Regions from separate parts of the Homo sapiens genome. Here region 1 is linked to region 2. A link is a loop called in an ENCODE intact Hi-C map of the cell type or tissue named here. Cell type or tissue: endothelial cell of umbilical vein. All regions are shown on one strand. Links, peaks and the distances in the headings refer to the core of each region. The heading gives the core; the rest is flanking DNA.

Evidence for each region. Hi-C counts contacts between places; a loop is a spot of excess contacts. Peaks named below come from ENCODE experiments on the same cell type or tissue, not always from the same donor. Only the 100,000 strongest peaks of a DNase experiment are listed, where the experiment ranks them.
Region 1: a loop joins it to region 2, with 4 times the contacts of the local background. A loop is called at or near these places in 106 of 110 quality-filtered maps.

The regions. Positions count from the first base shown.
Region 1 is chr17:50,206,476-50,217,173 of GRCh38, forward strand. It overlaps TILAM (TGF-beta induced lncRNA activating myofibroblasts), which reads left to right and starts at 8,219. Exons shown (of 3, transcript NR_110806.1): 1 at 8,219-8,300; 2 at 8,445-8,507; 3 at 8,636-8,945. RefSeq lists an enhancer at 3,359-3,924. In endothelial cell of umbilical vein, for the core only: no CTCF peak of the experiment used is centred there; no DNase peak of the experiment used is centred there; H3K27me3 peaks cover 593 bases.
Region 2 is chr17:50,260,456-50,270,673 of GRCh38, forward strand. It overlaps LOC105371822 (a long non-coding RNA gene), which reads left to right. Exons shown (of 6, transcript XR_007065844.1): 4 at 1,275-1,462; 5 at 1,758-1,856; 6 at 2,347-2,434. LOC124904028 (a long non-coding RNA gene) reads left to right here and starts at 8,614. Exons shown (of 3, transcript XR_007065846.1): 1 at 8,614-8,773. In endothelial cell of umbilical vein, for the core only: a CTCF peak has its summit at 9,836; DNase peaks (open chromatin) are centred at 6,396, 8,586 and 9,846; H3K27me3 peaks cover 721 bases.

The sequences.
Region 1 (10,698 bases), core at 1,039-9,038, 55 kb before region 2:
GGTGAAACTCCATCTCTACTAAAAATACAAAAATTAGCCCGGCATGGCGGCATGGGCCTGTAGTACCAGCTACTTGGGAGGCTGAGGCAGGAGAATCACTTGAACCCAGGAGGCGGGGGTTGCAGTGAACCGAGATCACACCATTGCACTCCAGCCTGGGCAAAAAAGCGAAACTCTCTCTCTCAAAAAAAAAAAAAGAAAGAAAGAAAGAAAGAGAAAAGAAAAAAAAAAGAGAAAGTTGGCCCCATGAATTGATTGAATATTTACACCTTTCTGGGTTGGTTCAATTCCGTGCCTATTTTATCCCATTTGCTTTTCTCCATTCCTTTCTTCCTTTCTTTCTTCTATTCATTTACCTTTTCTCTCCCCCACCCCCAACCTCTCTCCCTTCAAATTTTTCTCTTCATGCGTTTTTCTTCCTTTTCTTAGTTTTTTTTTTCCTTTCCTTTTCTTTCCTCGGTCTCTGACCCGTTGTCCCACCTCTCCACCCACATACTTTTTTCCCCCTCCCTCTTTTCCTCTCTTATTCTCTTCCGGTATCTCCTCTTCCCCAGTCCCCGGTTCTCTGGTGCCCATCCTGGGGTATGGCGCTCTGCCGGGTCTCCTCATGCTGTAGGCGGGCGTGCAGCCTTCGTGAGCTGCTCCAGGGGAGAAAGGGCAGCAGCCATAGGGGGCGTGGCCGGGGGGCGGGTGGTGCAGGGCTCGCATCACAGCCAGATGTCTGGTTGCCGTGTTGTGTTTGGGAGATAAATGCCAGGGTTCCTTTGAATCCTGAATTTAAATAAAAGAAGGGGGGTGCTGAGGAGAAGCCTCTGTTGGGCAGAGGTACCTTCCAGATCTTGATCTCCTTCCTTGATACCCACCCCCCACAACCCCCACCCCAGGGAAGTTTTGGCCACCGATGTCTTCTGTCTTCTGCTTCTGCCCCAGCCACGAGTTCTTCCTCCTGGCAAACTTGAGATTCTGGAGTTTCAGGGCGGGGTGTTGGGCAGGGGTCCTGGCAGGGGCCCCTTTGGACAGTCTGGCTCGGACACAGAAAGGATCCTGTATGGATAACATGACCTTGCCTTCTTCCCAAAAGCCACCCCCACCCCATTTTGCTAAGGAGCTACATTCATTTGCTGATAAATTCATGCAACAATAGTCACGTGCCAGGCACTTTGCTGGGTACTGGGCATTCAATGGTGAGCAGCACAGACCCTGTGTCTGCCTGATGGAGTTTGTGTCTGGTAAAGACACAGACAGCAATGAAATCACATGAATAAACGTGGAGGTGCAACCATTAAGGTTACTAAGAAGAAGAATGCAGAGCTTTGAATGGGCAGACATGGCAGAGGGTCTGCTCTAGTCCTGGAGCCCTAGGAAGGCTTCCCTGGGTAGGCTGATGGGAAAAGGATAGGAGGCAGGGTGGATAGTGATGGGACCACATATGCAAAGGCAGGAGGGGGCATGGCGAGTGCTGGATGCCCAAGGAATTCAGGGAAGGCCAGTGTGGCTGGAGCACCACAGGCAAAGGCTGGGCGGGCCAGAGAAGCCCCATCACAGGTGTAGTTTGCCTCCTTTCAGCTATGGGCCCCAGCAGAGGGCCTGACGCAGGGGAGGGTCACAATCAGGTCTGCATTTGTAAAAGAAAGCCATGGGCACTCCATGGAGTAGGTACCTGCGGGAGGAGGGCTGTGGTCAAAGGTGGAGGAGCAGCTGAGAGGCTGCTATACTTGCCCAGGTGAGGGGCTTGGATCCGGTAGGTGGGAATGGAGACAGAGAGAAGAGGATGGGCTTGAGAGCCCTTTGGGAAGCAAAATTTACAGGTGCTGGGGTTGGATTGGATGTGGGGTGGGGTTGGTGAGGAACAGGGATGATCCCGGGCTTCTGGCTGGGCAAGGACCCTGCTTGGGGGACAATATGCTGAGTTTGGTGCCTGTTGCCGGCCCTGTAGTTGATCCTTTTCACTGAGTGGTTACTTCAGGCCTTCTGGGGCCAGCCGTGTGCTGGGGAGAGCTCTGGGGACAATAGCTCCTATTCTGGGAGAGTGGGGAGCCAGGAAGAGGAATAAAACACACACAAAAATGCCCCTCCCTTGAGGCAGCACTGGCTGTGTGATTTTGAGTAAATGCTCCATCTCGGAACTTCATTTCCCCAGTCTGTGAACTGGGGTAGTAGTGAGACCATCTTGCTGGTCTATGTCTTGCTCAGTAAATGGAAGCCTCTGGACACAAAGGATGATGGGAGTGCCAATGAGAGATAAGGAAGGCTGCACGGAGGAGGCAGCTTTCCAGCCAGGCTTGGGAGGGTGGGTGACAGGGTTCAAATGCAGTGTTTAAGTGGGAGGAAAGGCACCGCCCAGCCTGGGAAGCTTGACATAGATTGAGTGAGAGACAGACAGACAGAAAGAGAGATAAGGCCATAGGCAGAGGAAGATAAGGCTGGAAAAGTAGGCTGGGGCCAACTTCTGGAGGCCTGGGATTCTGGGGGAAGGAGTTATACTCAGTGGTGGCCATAGAGAGTTGGTGACTGCCTTTGAGAGGAGAATGGTTGTGATCCTTTTGCCGAGAACTCACCCAGAGGACTTATACCTTGGTGACAGCAGAAGGACTCAAGTTAGAAGGCCAGGGCCCTTAAAGGGAGGGGACGATTCGAGGAAAGTATAGGTGGGTTGGGAGGAATTCATGGATATGGAGATGAACAAACAAATGGGGCCGGGAGCAGGTAAAGAGGTAGACCAGATAACACCTCCAGAGTTGCGGTTTGACCTCTGCTGGATCTCGGAGCTTTAGAGTCTCTAGGTGGAAATATCACAGAATAAGAGACATTCTGCTAGAAGGAAATTTCGAGTTTATTCCTTTCTTCCCTCCTTTTACAGATTAGAAAACTGAGGCCCAGAGAAGGAAAGTAGCTGCCAGAGGTCACACAGCTAGGATTGAGGGATCAGAGGTAAGAACCCTATGACACTTCAAGAGCCCAGGCGGTTAGGGCTGGGGAGCTCGCAGGGCCAGGGAGGTCACTGAGGATGGCGGCGACAGCATGACACGGGGATCCCACATAATCCCAGTTGGTCCTGGGAGGACAGCCCAGGAGAGCTGCTCCCCAACTCTCAGCTGAGCCATGTGGCCAGAGGGGGAAGGGAGCCTGGTGGGCAGGGAGGAACTGCCACATGGAAAAGCCTTGATGGGAACCATCTGGCCTGGGCGGGCGGAATGTGGGCTGCAGGGAGGGGAGGAGCAGGAGACGGGAAGGAGGCCATGGTGGGCGGGTGGATGGCGGGTTTGGGCTGGGAGTGGCCTGACCCGGAGGCCCCTACCTTCCAGACTGCTGCAGCCCAGATGCCTTCGCAGCCATGGCCTGGCCCATCCAACCCGCTGACCTCATTCCCAGCTCCCCTCTCTTGCAAGCTCCCCCCTTGCCTGCCACGTAGACTGGAGGCTTAGCTGCATCTTCGCTGGAGGGAGGAAGAGCAGAACACAGAGGCCCTGAGCCCAGAGCTCTGCTGGGTCAGACTGGCCTGGGGAGAGCAGCTGTGTTCCTCCAGCGCCCCCCAAGACCAGGCTGGGCCTCAGTTTGCCCTCCTCAAACCTCCTCAAACCTGAGGCCCAGAAGGTGGAGGGGACAGAGGTCATGGGAGAAGCATGACAATGAAGTGGGTTGGAGTGGGCGAGAATCACGTGGGGGCTCTGAGGTCATTGTAGCCATCCCCCTGCCTCCTCAGGGCAGGAGGGTGCTAGGATCAGACCCAGAAAGGGACAGGGGCAGGACATTCCTCCTCTTTTCAAGCATTCACAAGAAGCAGAGTTCCATGGTGGTCTAGGAGGGGGTCCTTTGTAAGATCTAGTCTTCCTCCTTCTGCTGTGTGAGGACCACAGTATGTGGCTAGGACGAGGTGGGCGGTACGCTGTCTTCCGTCTCTCAGCTGCTCTCAGGGACCTTCGCTTCAATCCTGTCTCCAGGCTCTGCCTCTGACCCCTGCCTCCCCCTCGCTTTGCTTCCCTGCCCCCCAGGGTCCTGGGTCTCCAGCTGCCCCAGTTGAACAGGGGGCTGTCCCCTGCGGCTCTCAAGGCGTTCCGGGGCTGTGAGTCATCGGGAATGTCTGTTCTGACTGCGGCTTCCCTCTCCTGACGTGGACCCTCTTTCTCCTCCTCCCCCACACTCAGGGAGAGGGTGCCCCTCCCAGGCAGGGGGCTCTGAAGTGGGGGAGGAAGCCACAGGCAGGCCTGGGATGAGGTCTTGCTCCCCGATTGCCATCGGAAGGAGGCTTCGAAGACTTGCACGCCCCTCACCCAGATTCTACCTTCCCAAGGCAGATAGAATTCCCTGACTTTCTCCCATTTCCCAGGTGGGGACACTGAGGAGAGGCGGGGAGGGGAGGGCCTGAACTTGGGTGGGCCCAGGTTCACCCACTCCCTTTTAGGGCTCAGCTTTGTCAGACTGGGAATCTGCCCAAGTGTCCTTCTGAAGGGCCCTCCCCGCATTCGAGGCTGGATCTGGCAGAAAAGCTGGAGAGGCTCTGCTGCCCGCTCCAGGGATGACACGTCTCTGCTGGGTGGGGAGTCCACGTCCGCAGAAAAGGGGGAGGCCACGTGTCTGGACCCTTCCCGCAGAGCCCCTGTGCCCTGCAAGGCTGCCTGCCACCCCCCTCCTTCTCTCCCTCCTCTCCCCAGCAGCCCTGGCCTGCCCCCTCCCTCTGATCTCAAGAAATAGCTGGGGGGTCGGGGGAGGGGACACTGAAGGGAAGACCAAGCTAGGAAAAGCTCCTCTCCACCCCCTCCCAGCATGTCTGGGCATTTCACTCCCCACCAATGAGCCTCAGTTTCCTCAACTGGAAAATAAGGGGGATGAACAGAAAAAGTCTCTACCCATGGGTGAGTCTATGATCCTGTCTCTGCACAGTCAGATAGACTCAGGCACTCACACCCACTCAAACCCACCTGTGCTCTCAGGCACGTTCATTCATTCACACATTCACCGATGCACACTTACACACACATCTACACGCACATGTGGCCCTCTGCCTATTTTGGGTACAGCAGATCCCCACAATTTCTGTTTCCCTCTTTCTGACAGCCCACCATTTCTTCTCTCATTCCAATCATACCTCCCCCAGCCCCCACCCCACCCCCTTTAGCCACCCTCTTTACATTTCTCTACTCCTGGTTCTCCTCCTCTTGAGGTCACTGGCAGGGCAGTGAGATTTGAACTTCAGAGTATCAGACCTCTGACCTTGCCAAAGACCACTCTGACTCTGCCCTAAGGCTCTTTCTGAGTTTTGGGTGGGAGGGAGTCTGAGTGAGGAGAGAGAATAGAGCTGAGAAAGGCTGGTTCTTTCCTACCCAGCTGGGGACCTGCAAAAGGGTGCCCTTCACTTGTCTTTCCTGAACATTATGAACATTCGCTTTCCAACAAAGTCTGTCCCACTGACATCCGGAGGCCTCCTCTGAAGTGCGATCATTTTAGCAGCTTGTCCTGGCTGTTGCCCCAGGTTGCACCCTTCTAGGAACTTCCGCCTGAGGGAGACTGGTCAGAGCTCAGGAGGGACTGTTCCAGGGGATGAGATATCTGCTGGCCAGGAAAGGCATGGGAACTGGGCAGCGGAGCACACCCTCCGGACCTGGCCCAACTTCAGAATAACAACAAATGATTGTGCCAGGCTCTGCCGTAAGTACTTTACACCTTTGTACTCCTCCAAAAGCCCTCTGAGATGGGTGCTCCAATTGTCTCCAATTTCAAAGGAGGAAAGAGAGGCACAGAGAAGTCAAGTCAGTTGCCTGAAGTCACAAAGCTAGCAAGTGGCTGAGCTGGAATTCAAACCCAGGCAGCCTGGCTTATCTGTTACTCCCAGCTGGTCCAAGGGACCCGGGATGGTCCAAGGGATGCCCTCCCCCTTCATCTAAAGAAGTGGCTATTTGCATAAACAGGCTTCCATCTGTGTGCATGCATGGAAAGGATCACGGGATGACGTGGCTGGAAACAGACCACAGGCACCACCAGTAGTTGGAAAGATCAGAACAGAGCTGCCTCCCTCCCTTTTGCTGGAGAACTATTGTGAGCTGACCACCACACACACGACATCTCCTTTAATCCTCACAACAGCTCTGGGACGTCAGCCTTAATATCTCTATTTTATAGCTGTAGAGTCAGAAGGGCCGAGGCGTTGTGCAAGATCCCCTTTCTCAAGCTCAGAAAGAACCCAGGTGTCCTGACAGCCAGATCAGGCTTCTCTCATTGATCCACACGTCCCCTATTTCCAAATCTACATGGCTTCTAGACACACACAGCCACATACAACAGACCACGCAGAATGTTGGAAAGAATTACAGCTCTTGGCCGGGCGCGGTGGCTCACGCCTGTAATCCCTGCACTTTGGGAGGTCGAGGTGGGTGGATCACCTGAGGTCAGGAGTTCAAGACCAGCCTGACCAACATGATGAAACCCCGTCTCTACTAAAAATACAAAAAAATTAGCTGGGCGTGATGGCGGATACCTGTAATCCCAGCTACCCAGGAGGCTGCGGCAGAAGAATCGCTTGAAACCAGGAGGCAGAGGTTGCAGTGAGCTGAGATCGTACCACTGCACTCCAATCTGGGCAACAACAGCAAAACTCCATCTAAAAAAAAAAAAAAATTACAGCTCTCGGTAGTGTTTGAAGAAGCACTTTGCACCTCCTCATTGACAATGCCCCAGGAAGGGCTTATGCTCATTCTGTTGTGAGGGGAAGCCCCTTGCTGGGGCTTCCCCCCTGGCTGGGAAGTGGTAAAGCTGTGAATAGATCCCATGTCTGCCTGGCCTGGCCACAAAGCTAGTGCTCCTCCCACTCTCCAATACCACCTGCCACCCTCACTGTCACCAGCCCAGAAGCACCCCCTGCACACACCATATCCCCAGTGAGCACACATGCATGTCACAGACAGGAAAATCACACTCATGTAGTACCTGCACGACACAGGCTAAGGGCTTTTTGGTGTTTCCTGTGTGCCAGGCCCTGTTGTAAGTTCCGTGTAGGCATGAGCTAGATGCAAGGCCGCAACAATCCTAGGATGTAGGTTCCTTTCAATATTCTTATCCTCATTTTACAAATGAGGAAACTGAGGCTCAGAGAGGTTAAGTAATTTGCCCAAGGTCACACAGCTAGGAAGTTGCAGAGCTGAGATTTGAACGCAGGCTTTAACCACTGTGCTATGGCCCATTCTCTAATATTGATTGCATGCTACTCATTCAGTCAGTCATCAACTATTACTGACTGCTGTGTTGTGCCCAACTCTGCACAGGCCCCCGGGACGGCTCTTCCCTGCCCCCTCCTCCTGACCCAGCCTGGTGTGTACCACATGGTAGATGGGGGCTGTACCTGCTCTCACTCTCCTTCTTTTCCAGAGTTCCTCCTCCCCCACAAGCTGGCACATGTGGATATTGGCTCTGTTTTGCCTTTGACCCCTAGTGAAAGAAAATACTGAGGTAACGCCTGACTGGGGAGCATGGACACAGGGAGATGCAAATGGGGTGCCAGCTGGGGCCAGGGCAGGGGTGGGGGATAGGGTAGGGGGTGAGGGGAGGTCTGGGAGCAGGAATCTCTCTTCGCTTCTGCCTGCATTTTTATCATATACTAATATCTATTCTTTTTCCTTTTTTTTTTTTTTTAGACGGAGTCTCGCTCTGTCGCCCAGGTTGGAGTGAAGCGGCTAGATCTCAGCTCACTGCAACCTCTGCCTCCCAGGTTTAAGCAATTCTCCTGTCTCAGCCTCCAGAGTAGCTGGGACTACAGGCGCATGCCACCATGCCCTACTAATTTTTTGTATTTTTAGGAGAGACAGGCCTTCACCATGTTGGTCAAGCTGGTCTCGAACTCCTGACCTCAGGTGACCCACCGGCTTCAGCCTCCCAAAGTGCTGGGATTACAGGCATGAGCCACCGCGCCCAGCCTCATATCTATCTTTATCACTCCATTTCAGATCTTCTTCCATATATGGCTCTGTGTGTCTCCTGTCCTTCCCTGTCTCCTCACTGCTTTTCAGCTGGTAGACCCCTGTGGGGACAACAGATCAGAGCTTGGTCACCAATATGGACATCTAGGTCTGAGCAGGGCCCACTCCCCGGGGGCGCATCAGCTCCATCCCGGCACCCTTTACACTGGCCTTCTCTTCACAAAGGACCACAGGTCATCCTCAAGCCTTCCTCCCAGGCTATCCTTGTCCCTGAATACTAATGTCTAAAGGTCAGCCCAGCTACCAGCAGTGTGCATGTGATGTGTCCCATCTCCCCTTCGGATTGGAGGAAGAAGCTGTGTCCCTCCCATCAGACAGACGGTCTCCTTAAAGGTAGGCATTGCGTCCACTCGTTCAGACAGAGAGCTCTCTGAAGTCAGGGAGTGTGTCTCCCATACCAGATTGGGGTTCTTTGAGGGTATAACGTAGGTTTTCCCATCAGACTAGGAGCAGGCCTGTGTCACCTCCTTCCTCTAGATTCTCCTGGTCTCCAGCTTGGGCTCTGCTGGAAAGAAGAGGAAGTATTTAGCAAGGGTGAAGGTATGATGCCCTCCCCACCATCCGTCTCTCCCTCCAAACCTGTTCAAACTGGAACTTTAACATTCACCCCCAATCCAGTAAGCTCAACTTCCTTGAGTCCCTCTTCAGTCCTGTCCTCTCTTTCCCAGATGGGTTCTTACTTCCCTGAGGCAACCAGAGATAAGAAAAGACCAGAATATGAATATCCAGCATTCCACAAAGAATCCTACAGGCAGGGATATTGCCCAATCACCAGTGCCTCGCATCCCAGTTCTATCCAAGATCCAAGCTTGATATCCTCCTGAAAGACTTCCTGAATCAGGTCACCAACATGGACATCTGAACTTCCAGAATCAGGTCACCGTCTTTCTTCTCATCTCTGGATGTATTTGGAGCTCATTTGTCTGACGGTTTTTGAATGCTATCTTTTAAAAATAAACTTTTACAATTTGGGTTTAATAATTCTAGATTTATAGAAAAGTTGAAAAGAAAGTACAGAAAGTTCCCATATATCCCTTATCCAGTTCTCTTAATGTTAACCTCCTACATCATCATGGAACATTTGCCAAAATGAAGATGTCAACACTGGTGCTTTGCTGTGAACTAAACTCCAGACTTTATTCGGATTTCATGAATTTTTCTCCTAAGGTCCCTTTTCCGTTCCGGCATTCCACCCAGGATATCACATTGCATTTGGTGTTTGTGTCTCCTTGGTCTCCTCTGGTTCTTGAGAGTTTCTCAGTCTCTCCTTGTTTTTCGTGACTGAAGTTTCAAGGAGTACTGGTCAGGTATTCCATAGAATGTCCTACTGTTAGCTTTCAGCAGTAAAAGCCTTTCCACAAACAAAACCTTCTGCAGAGTCCTAATCTGTGAACAGACAAGAATGGAGTTGCCATGGTCACAGCAGTGATGAGAAATGATCCCCTGAATATGAATCTCCATGAAACCCCCCGAGAATTATAAGAAACCCCCAGGATACCATGGAACCAAGTTTGAAAACCATTAATTTAGGCCAAGCTCTGTTCAGTACTTGGTTTTGAGCTATAAAACCCTAGACAGGGAATTATAAACTAGATCTTAGATCTTACATACTTCTGGTGACAGGGCCACCACAGTTTTTTTGTTTTTTGTTTTGTTTTGTTTTTTGAGGCAGAGTCTAACTCTGTTGCCCAGGCTGGAGTGCAGTGGCACAATCTCAGCTCACTGCAAACTCCGCCTCCCAGGCTCAAGCGATTCTCCTGTCTCAGCCTCCTGAGTAGCTGGGATTAGAGGTGTGTGCCACCATACCCAGCTAATTTTTGTATTTTTAGTAGAGATGGGGTTTCACCATGTTGGCCAGGCTGATCTCGAACTCCTGACCTCAGGTGATCCACCCAAGTCGGCCTCCCAAAGTGCTGGGATTACAGGCGTGAGCCATGGCGCCTGGCTGCATTGGTCTACTCTTCAGATGACATCATGTTAATTGGACCAGAAAAGTGCCAAGGAGCCTTGGTAAGTGCATGCATTCCAGGGGATGGGAAGAAAAAAACTCCTACAAAGATTTAGTGTCTTACTAACATCAGTGAGATCTTTAGTGGTTTGGTAGTCAGAAGCATGACTAGACATCCCCTCCAAAGAAAAGGAGAAATTCTTGCCCAGCAGATAAGAAAGCTCATCTGGTAGGCCTCCTCAGACTCTGGAGAAAACATATTCTACCTTTGGGAATATGTTTTACAGGTGACATTAAAGGCTGTCAAATTTGAATGAGACACAGAGCAAGAAAGAGCTGTTCAACAGTTCCAGGTGTGGTGCAAATGGTCCTGCCACTTGGCCCTTAAGACCCACAGACCCTATGGCATTGGGGGTATTTGTGACATCAAGAAAAGCTGACACCACAATAGGAGAATTACAATGCAGACCTCTAGAGTTCTGGGGGGTTATTTACTAGTCAAAACCAGCTTATTGCATGCTACAGGACCCTGGTAGAAACAGAACACCTAACCAAGGGACATCAGGGGACCAGAGCCGCCCATCATGAGCTGAGTCCTGACAGATCCTACATCATCCCATGAATATCCTCCAGACTGAGCTGTCCAGGTTTCTGCTCATTACATGTCCTGGGTCTCTCTTGATGCCCCTTATGTGTCTATCAAGGTCCCTCCCACTTAACATGTCACTCAGCCAAGGATGCACTCTTCCAGCTCTAGGTGGCCAGAGACCAGGGTAACAGGAC
Region 2 (10,218 bases), core at 2,219-10,218:
ATGCCTGTGAAAGTTCAAGGTAGAAAACAAATCCTCAAGGAAGATCTCGTGGGGCTCTCTGCAGGCGGGCCCCAGGGAGTAGCATCCTCCTCCTTGGCATGGCTGTGGACTGGAGTGAGATGCAGTCATATGTGTTTGTAGCCAGTTTGTGCAGACCCAAGGCTGCTGTGGAAGATGCCAGTGGGTGCTGGGTGCTGGGTGCTGGCAGGCAGCCTTGGCCCACCCCAGGATGCAGAGGCCTTCTTCCCTCCAAGGCCCACAGTGGGAGTCCTGCCGACTCTCTCCGTCTCCTGGGGAGGGAAACCTCCACAGGACAAGCAGCCTGTGTGGGGGTGGGGGCTGCCTCCACGGACAGTGCAGGCACAGGGCAACCTTGACTGTGAGCCCAGGGCCAGCACCCAACCACCCCAACTGAGGCTTCCTCTCCATCCTCTGGGAGGTCCCCCGCCACACTGCCTTAGAGGCCCAGCCCCTCGAGGAAGCCCTCAGTTTTCTTCTCTCTTGCCCTCCCAGTCTCCCCAAATGCATGTTCCATCAGCAAACTCTGCCCCAGGCCTTGCTACGGCCTCTGCTCTGGTGGAACTTCCGGATGAAGAGGGTGAGGCGCTATTTACCATACTGGGTGCTGTGATGGGGGAGATTAAGGTGACAGCAGCTCCGGGAAGGGGACTCCTGACCCAACCTCTGGTGTGAAGAGCATAGAGAAGGCTTCCCAGAGTGAGGGGTGACCAGGAGGAGCCCGGGAGGAAGAGCATGGAGGGCAGAGGGAGCAGCATTTGCAAGGCCCAGAGGTAAGACAGTGCCTAGGGCAGGGCCCACGGGAGCATCCGGCCTGGAGGGAGCGGCCAGGGTCCTGGGAGCTGCGCGAGCTGTTAGGGTGCATCTTAGGAAGATTTCTGGGCAGGCTGTGGAGGATGGGTTGGAAGGTAATCAGAACGGAGGTGGAGTGACCTCTTAGAAGGCTGCCACAGAGGCCCAGGTGAGAGGTGATGGTAGCCAGGCCCAGGCCAGTGGCAGCCAGGTGGAAAGAGGTGGCCAGACTGATAAGAGATTTAAAAGGCAGAAGCCAGAGGACTTGGTGACTGATGGGCAGAAGGATGGGGGCCAGTGATCTGCTCAGGCTGGCTCCTGGGCTTCTGAAGAATGAATGAACGAATGAATGAATGAATGAACAAACGAACTGGGAAACAGCACCAGATCTGAAAGCCCCAGGTTTCAGCTTGATCGTCGGGCTGGGGAGTTTGCTGCTGCACTTGCATTTGGTACACCTGCAGGGCATCCAAGTGGAGGTGCCCATGAGATGGCTGGACGCATGGAGGTGCCCTGGAGAAGGTGGAGAGAGAGGAAGCCGGCACAGCCTGCAAAGAGGCCAGAGAATGAGTAGCCAGAGCCCCTGAAGCCTCACAGGAGGAGGTCTTAGACAAGGCACAGCCAACAGTGCCAATGGCAAGAGATGAAGCAGGTGAGGCCCAAGAAGGGACATGTGTTCTAGGGACCCAGAGGCTTCTCCCTGTCCCCCAGCCTTTCCTTCTGTCTGTCCCCCAGCCCTTGCCCACCCCTCTACGCTCCCTCCCCCGGTCTTTCCCCTATAGTACTCTTTCTCTCGATCTCCTCCTCGTCTCTCAGACCAGAAGGCTCAACATCTTTCTAAGGGAAACTTCGTGCTACTCCCACCCCACTGGGGTCCTGGTTGCCCTCCCTAGCTTCTGAAATCACCCCCCACACCCCCAACAACCACCACATACACCTTTCACCAGAGACTCACCCAGCGCTTCCAGAAGCTGGGGCAAAGAGGAGCACACACGACCACCTGCCTACTGAGCAGCTCACACTTCCTCCAATGGAGCCACCACAAGGTACCGGCCTCCAGGGCAACTGCAGGCAATCCTGGCCCTCAGGGCCTTATGGCATAAAAGGGAGAGAAGCCATGACCCCAGCAGGCCTATGCAGACACAGTGAGAGAAGAGGCCCAGAGAAAAAGCTATGGACGTTTAGATCCAGTGGAGGGATCTGAGTGGGCTTCCTGGAGGTGACTCTGCGTAGGGCCTTGAAGGACTGGCAGGATTTAGTCATGTGGCAATGGGAGCAAAGGCAGTTGCAGGAAGAGGGAGTGCGGTGAGGAAAGGGGTGGAGGTGGGAACTGGGGCTGACACCAGGGCAGCCAGTGCTCATAGTGGCTGGTGGCTGAAGAGTGTGGCCAGAGGGGTGGGAGGCGGCAAGGTGGAGGGCCACATCACACAGGCTGGAATGCGGAAGGACTTTAGAGTTTATCCACTGCTGCCTCTTGACGTGGGGCTTTCAGATCTGGTGCTGTTTCCCAGTTCATTCATTCATTCATTCATTCAGGAAATATTGCTTGCTTGGTGCTAGACAAGTGCCGAAGATGCTGTGAGAGGCAGATAGAAGTCCCTGCTGTCACGGATCTTAAGTTCCAGGAAGAGACACAGATATAGAGTCGTGAACAAGTAAAGACTAAAAATTAAAATCATGATGGGGGATGCCATCATGACTGGCCACTCTGAAGGCCGGGCTTGTGTCCTGTCTCCCCTCAGACTGAGGGCTCCCTGAGGGCAGAGCCTGTGCCTGCTCCATCAGACAAAGGTAGAACCAGCTTCTCCATCAGGCTAGAAGCACCCTGAGACTCAGGGAGAGGCATGGAGCATCTGGGAACAAGAGCTGAGGTGTCCTAGAAACCTCCCAGGAACAGACCCAGGGATAGAAGTTGGCAGGCAACTGGCAAAGGACCCTCTTCCCAGCCAGGCCAAATGTGGGAGGGCTTCCCTCTCCTCCTCCCCATCCAGCCCCCGACCCCATTAAACCTTTAAATTAACTTCAGCTCCACCCCGAGCTATAGAGAGTGCCCCAAAATAAATCCTAAATTACATGCTGCTTGGGGGCAACCACAGTTCTCCTTCCTCCCTCTCCAGCAAGCAGACCCGCCCGACACCGTGCTGAGGGGGCTCCCCCAAAATGGGCTATTTATACAGCTCCTGCTCCCCTGTTTGCTCTCTGGCCCTGTTGTCCTTGAGTGAGGCCCAAGCAGGCTATACAGCTGTCTTGGGAGGGTGAAGGGAGTGGGAGAGGCTGTGAGCCTTGCCAGGGTCTGACTGGCCATGGGGGATGTAATTTTTAGTCCAAACTAGGATACTTTGGAGTGCTCGTAGCAGTTACACCCAGGCAATGACATAGGTCTGAACTGTCCTGGGCACACGGGGTATCTGGTCACCCAGCGATGGGGCTCAGACTCCAGCCTCTCAGCCACCCAGAGCATTGCCTTCTTGGGGATGAGAGAGACAGAGAGAGAGAGAGAGAAGAGAGAGAGAGATTGCCTTCATCCCCGTTGCTGAGACAAGCAGTTCTGAATATGGGGGCACTGGGGCTCCCATACCACCTGGCAAAGCAGAATGGGCTCTGGCTTCAAGGACTCCCAGGCACAGAGAGGTCCTGCAGGAGGGTCTGGGCAAAGAAGTGGGGAGCCGGATGTGGCTGTTTTGAGACCACAGGCTTGGGTCAGGGGCCTCCCTCTCCCTGGACAAAGCCACCTTCCATTCTGGGAAGCTGGCCCCAGATACTGGAGCTGCTCCCCTTAGGGAAAAGAGAGAGGGGGAGGGAGAGGAGAAAAGGGAGAAGAGAGTGGAAGATAGAGAAAGACAGGCACACACAAAGAAGCGGCAGAGTGAAGGACAGAGACAGAAACAGAGGTGGGCAATGACAGAGGGAGGGAGAGTGGGGAAGGGGTGCTTCCAGAGCCCCAGGATGGCAGCACCCCCTTCCTACCCACAGGGCCCGCTGTGGTAGCCCTGTGGGCTCCGCACCGCACCGCTCTCTCTGTTCTCCACCCCACCGCAGTGAAGTGGGGGCAGGGCCTCTGCTGGCTGCCCAGGAGGACACCCGCCGCTCCTCCACTGCCTCCCTCCTCAAGACTAGCAGTGGGTGGCTGGGCCCAGATGCCTGCTCCCCGGCTGCTGGCGGGCTCAGGTGTCTGCAGAGCGTCCTCCTGCTCCCTGCCATCCTTGCACGCCCCTCTATTTCAGGCAGCCTGGCCCCTGCTCAGTGCCCTCTCTGGAAGCCTGCTCCTTGGCCAGCAGACCTGGCTCCCCCAGGTCCAGCCTCTACCTGCCCGCTCCTCCCGTCCCCTTGAGGGGGCTTTGCTTCAAAGGGGTGGAGCTAGGGCTCCTCCTCCCTGTGAGGTTGCGCTGGGGGTAGGAGCCTGGAGGGGAGTCAGAGGCAGGGCTGAGGAACCAGAGGCTCCTCTCACTCTGAGTCAGTCACAGGGAGGGGAGGGTGGAGGGGGCGGCAAGGAGGTGGACCGAGAAAGAGCCGGCCACAGAGATGTCCAGGGAATGGGGCAGGGCTGGGTGGCAGCATCACAGTGTCTGGAGGGCCAGGTACACATCCAAGTGCACACCGTCATGCAGCGATTTAGAGACGGGCCCCAACCTCTGCAGGCTTCAGCCTTGGATTGTGAACAGAGGGGACACACAGCACAGGACCAGCTGACCAGATCCCAGCCACCGCTTGTTTGCACTCACAAGTAAATTGATGCCGACAACCTGGAGCGGAGGGCTGGTGGTGTGTGAGTGTGAGTATGTGTGTGTGTGTTGGGAGAATAACAGAGGATTCAACCAGTGTCACCCAAAAGGGGCAAGGACCCCGCAGCACTGGGAAAGGGTCACAAAAGCCTTCCTCGCCTTAGAGGAGTCAACATGCTGTCTTCCCAATCCAACTTGATTATCTGTCTGCTCAGCAGCCCCCATGATCCCCACCTCCCAAGAAAACACTGTTTATGGGGCCTGGGGCATCAGGCCTGTCATTTAGCTGGAGGAGGCAACCCAAGCCACAACTGGGAGCTGAGCCCTGTGTGGAGAGGCAATGCCCAGCCTGAGGCAGGCACCAGCCCAGACACTTAGTGCCCTGTTTACCCTGGCAAGGGTGGCTGGCACAGGTGGGCCTCTCCAGGGAGCAGCTGGTGGCCCTGCCAGCAGACTCCCCTGCAGGCCAGAGAGGAGGCCAGGACAGCAGCTCTCCAGGATGGGGAGGGAGGCACCTTGCCCGCCGCACACCCTGCACTGCAGTTTGCAGGGTGCCAGCCTCTGAAGCTCAGGGGTCTCCCAGCTGCCCTGCAAGGGAGACCATATGGCCCAGGGCCCAGCAGGAGAAACCACAGCTCCAGGATGCTGGACACTGGTCCCCAAGGCCCCCCAGGGGAGGCTGAAGGAAGCCCCAGGTCTTTGGGGTCCTGGTCTGATAGGCCCAGATGCCACTCAACTCCCCAGGTTTGTGGGACCCACCTTCTGCATCCAAAGGCACATGTAACTTGGCATAAACAAACACCCTTTCCCCATCACAGCCCATCACTACACAGTCGCTGTACCCACAGTCCTTCTCTATCACACAGATGGTATAGAACATGCTCCTGCACTCTGCCACACCCAACATACACATCATCCAGCACCCAGCTCACAAACGCAGCATACACACACCAGACACACAATGCTCACCCAACACAGCTCCTTCTCCACCCGCATAACCTCCACTCCAGCAGCAAGGTCACATTTGCTTGCATGCGTGCACACACGCACACGTGCGCACACACACACACAGTCCTCTGAACCAATACACTCTCCTCCCAGTGCCACACTTGAAAGTGGGCCCAAGTAGGGGCCACCATTTTAGTCCTGGGCTTCTCCCTGCCCCTCCCACTCTCCGTCCTCCCTGCCACTCTCGGTCCTCCTCCCACTTCCTCTGCCCGCCTTCCACTTTCTCCCTTTCTCTCTCTCCTAGCTGAGCCCCTGGCCCTGAGGTCTCTTTCCCAGCACATGGTGGGACACTTGAGGGCCACACATATGGGCAGCTCCCAGCAGCTATTAAATACCACTTCGCCCACCTCTGGGGTTTTGAGGGGCTGCAAATTCCGGAGGACAGGAGGCAGCAGCTGGCAGCTGCTCAGGGCCTCAGATCCCCCTGCTCACCATTCCCCCATGCACCGCCCACCCCTCCTCATTCCGGGCTGAGTCATCCCCACATCTGGAACCTCTGCACATCTGGAAGAGCTGAAGCCTGTGCAAGCAGCTCCACGTAGACACCCCCTCCCCCCTGCTCCATCTCATCCCCATCCCTGCTGGCAGTTGGGGTCCAGCATCCCCCACCTGGAGCAGGACCTCGGTTACCTAGCAGCAGGCACTGCTGGGCCAGCCTTGGGGACCAGGATTGCCCACAGGTCTCTCCCCAGTAGCAGTAACAGTGGCGTCTTGGTGCCCACCGCAGTAAGCAGGCAGGGCAGTGCTAGCCTTGGAGGAGGCCAGGCCCAAGGCTGGGGGAGGCAGGAGAGCCAGGCAGGGAGGAGGTAGTGGTTTGGCCCAGCAGGCAGAGGGAGTTTATCCTGGCACTGGGCCCTGAAGCCAAACATCCTCCACGAACCTCGCAGACACATCAAAGCCCGCAGGGAAGGGGCCCTTCCGTAGAGGAAACCTACAGTCCTGGAGGCCTGACAACCTGACTCCGGGCACAGGACCACCCTGTCCCACTCAGCAACCCAGGCTCAGGTCGGGCACAGCTGCCTGGAGTGGACAGGCAGAAAAGGACATTTCTACCCAGGGGCCCTGCCGCCTCACCCCACTCGTTCAGTGCTGCCACAGAATGAGGTTTTGCCCCCATGAGGGGGCAGAGTTGGCACCAGATTTAGCTTTAGCCCCTAGTACAGGGGTCCCTCCCAAACTGCCCCCCTCCCACCCTCCAGGCAGGGAAGGCTGATGGGGAGGGGCTCACTTTGTCTGTGCGCCACCCTTTCAGCCCCAGCCTGGAAGAGAAGTCGTGCTCAGTTGTGGGGGGATCCAGCTTCCTCCCCCAGGCTCTGATGTTCTGCAGAAGACCCCTCCACATGGACAAGAGGGAAATGGAGAGGGCAGGGGGGTTAGGGGTTGGGAGAAAAACCAAGCTTCAAAAAGTAGAAGCTGAAGTGGAATCAGAAGGCGAGAACTGGGCTGCAAGCCACAGGGCCTCTCTCTGGGGGGACAGCTGGGGCCGGAGGAGGAAGAGGGGTTGTGAGGCGCTAACAAGGGAGAGAGGAGGTGCTAACAGGGCCACTGGGGTGCGGGGATCCTGAAGCCAGCCCCCTAAAGGTTGGCCCGGAGATAAGGAAGCCAGGCACTGGCGGTGGGGTAAGGGGTGTGAGTGGGAGCTGCCAATCAACACAGGAGGCTGGGATGCTCTGCATACACACATGTGCACGTAATGTACATACATGTGCACATGCAGCTCCCACACAACCAAAGCCAAGTCTGTCCTCAGCTGGGAACCAGATGATGTGGCTGCTTAGAGGCACTATGATTTGAGGAAGAATGTGATCTCTGCCAGCCTGAATCCCTCACCCACTGCTCACACTCATTCTCTGCCTTTACAGCTTCAGGCTGGGCCTGCGCCCCACTCTAGTCTAAGCCCCAGACCATGGAAGGGCTCCCCTTCCCATGGTTGTCCTGAATCCGCAGTTCCTTTGGATCTGAAAAGTTCTTTTAGGTCTAACTACAACCCCAGTAACATTTGGGTCAGAAACAAAGGAATCCACAAGCAGGGTGCAGCAGAACCCTCTTTTCAGGAGCCAACAAGAACAGAGCTAGAAATCGAGGATACCAAATTCCTTTCTTCCGTCTGGCTACAGGATCCGGTCTCAGACAGTAGACTGAAGGAGGGGGCCCCAGAGGAAGGAGGCCAGGCATGGGGGCTCTCAAGACCCTCACGCTAGTCTTAGCTCAGTCTCTCCTGCCCAAGCCTTCATGGCTCTGCTCCATCTGCCACTCCAGAAACCAAAGCTCATCAGCTCAACCTTCCCCTAACCCTCCCCACCTGACACCCATCCAGGCTCTTTGAGGTGTTTTCCTTTCCACCCTGGCCTGTGCCCCAGAAACCTACACTTTAGAAGGATAATGGCTCCCAAATGGCGTTTTTGTCTCTGCTAAGCCTCCAGGAAAGTGAGCATCAGTGAGTCCCTCCAACCTGCTCATTGGGATAATAAGTGCCCTGCACTGTTAATTCTCAGGTGGTTTGCCCTCCCTCCACCCTCCCGGCCCACAGATTCATGGTTCAAACTTGGAGCTGACTCTAGAAGTGATCTCCTCCACCCCCATGCCCATCACCCCAAGAATGAGAAAGGGGCTGGTGGGCTTCAATTTCCAAAAAAAGTTGGAAAGGGGACTGAGGTCCCCATCCCATGGCCAAGAAGTCCTATTCTTGGACTCTGCCTCCTCCAGGAAGGCGGACCGTAAGCCAAGCATTCCTTGCTACACCCCCTTAGGAGTCGCTCAATCCCTACGGAGCCATCTTCCTCACTTGCTGAGGGGGAGTCACAAATTTGAGCATACCCTTTGGAGGGGGTGCAGGAAGCAGAAGACGTGGATTCCCCAAACCACACAGCCAGTGTGGTGGGGAGCCCAGTCAGTCTGAACTCCTCCCACCCCAACCACGAGTCCTTCACCAAGGACTTTGGAAATGAATTCCCTACCCCCTTAGAGAAATCTGGCCCCTGACCCAGGAAGGCCCCTAACCAGCTTGGATTCAACGACAACAGAGCCAGTGTTTACTTGGAACAAAGCACCAGGGGGAAATGCATGCTGAATCAGAGCTGGCCAGCCCCTGCAGCAGGGTGGGAGCATTAGGACATGTCCACACGTCTTCAAGGGAAAATGGCTAAGGGCTGTCAGAGAGGCCCAGGGAAGAGGCCTGGGTAGGGGCGAGCAGGGAGCAGACAATCACTTGTTGAAGGAAGATCCAAGTCCAGGTAGGCTTTCTGGAGGAGGTGGCATTTGGGCTGAGCTTTAAAGGATGGGGAAGAATGTGTTCGGTTTCTGGGAGGGATTTGGGGAAGAAACTAGGTGGAAAAAACTGCCTGGACAGAGGCAAGGAGAGAAGCAGAAAGAGTAAGAGGAGGGGCTGGAGAACATGGTGGGGGGTGGGGGTCAGGTGGGGACTGGTTATGGGGGACCCTGAAGGTCTCTCTGAGATGGGACTTTATTCAGGTGGCAGCAGGGAGCCTCCGATTAGGGAACAAGAGAGCGACATGCCCAACATGGCCTGTCCCTCCTTGGCAATGAGGTGACCAAGCTAGAGGCCTTGTTGAATATGGCTACGAGAGTCCTGAGGAGCCAGGCTGCACGGGGTGCCGATGGCAGTGGGGATAAAGGGAGAGGACACCTGTGACAGGCACAGCCTCCAGTCTCCATGAGCTCTCAGCCCATGTGGAGAGGCGGGCCTCCTCTGTGAAGTAGACCCAGGCAGCGCTCAGTGGGCTGTGCGGGAGTAGAAAGGGGGAACAAACTGGGAGTGGAGGGAATCACATCTCCAGTCCCAGACCACGTTCAGGAGTGGTCGGCACCTGGACGGACATCCTCTGGGATCTGTCACCAGCCCCACCTTCTCAGGCCTGACTGGCCTTAAGTGGGGCCCAGTGGACAGCAGAGGGGTTTAGTGAGCAAAGCTTCCTGGGGAAACTGGGGTTGGATGCTGCAGCCCATCCAGGGAGGTGAGCAGTCCAAAAGCAGCGAGACCCTGCACTCCTTGGCACCCCACTCTGCCTCCATGTGAAATGCAGAGAAGGAAGTATGGGCCCCTTGTCTCTGCCAGGAATGACAGCTAGCATTTATTTGCCATTACTGTATGCCAGACTCTGAGCGGCCTGTTTCATCCTCATCATGGCCTATATGATGAGGGAGGTACTGTTATCCAACTCCTCCCTCTCCTTCCTGTTGAGAGAGGCCCAGAGAAGTTCCATTTCTCGTCTAAGGTCACACAGCACAACATATTCAGTGGCACACTGACTAACACGACACAATACTGCCCCTACAGGCAGAGCCGGGCTAGAGCAGAGCATTCTGCTGGCTTTGAAAAGAGATCCCAGCCTAGTGCCATCAGCCATTACAGATATTAGTGTCCACCAAAGTATGGGGGTGGGGGGGACTGCCAAGTAAAACAGAATTCACCCTGGCTCTTCCCCTTCACCCAAGCCTGGCCCCCTGGGCTGGGCTGAGCCAGGCTAGGCGAGGCCACCCACCCTGAGTGATCCTCCATCCAGAGCAGTGGAGCAGGGCTCCCCAGGCCCGAGGTGAGTGCCACCTGTGCTGGGTGTGGCGTCTTGAGCGCTGCATGGTTCTGATCCTGACTCAGCCCCTCATGTCCTGTGCGACCTGGCCTTCCCGCTCTCCAGGCCCTGGTTGCCTCCTCTGAGAA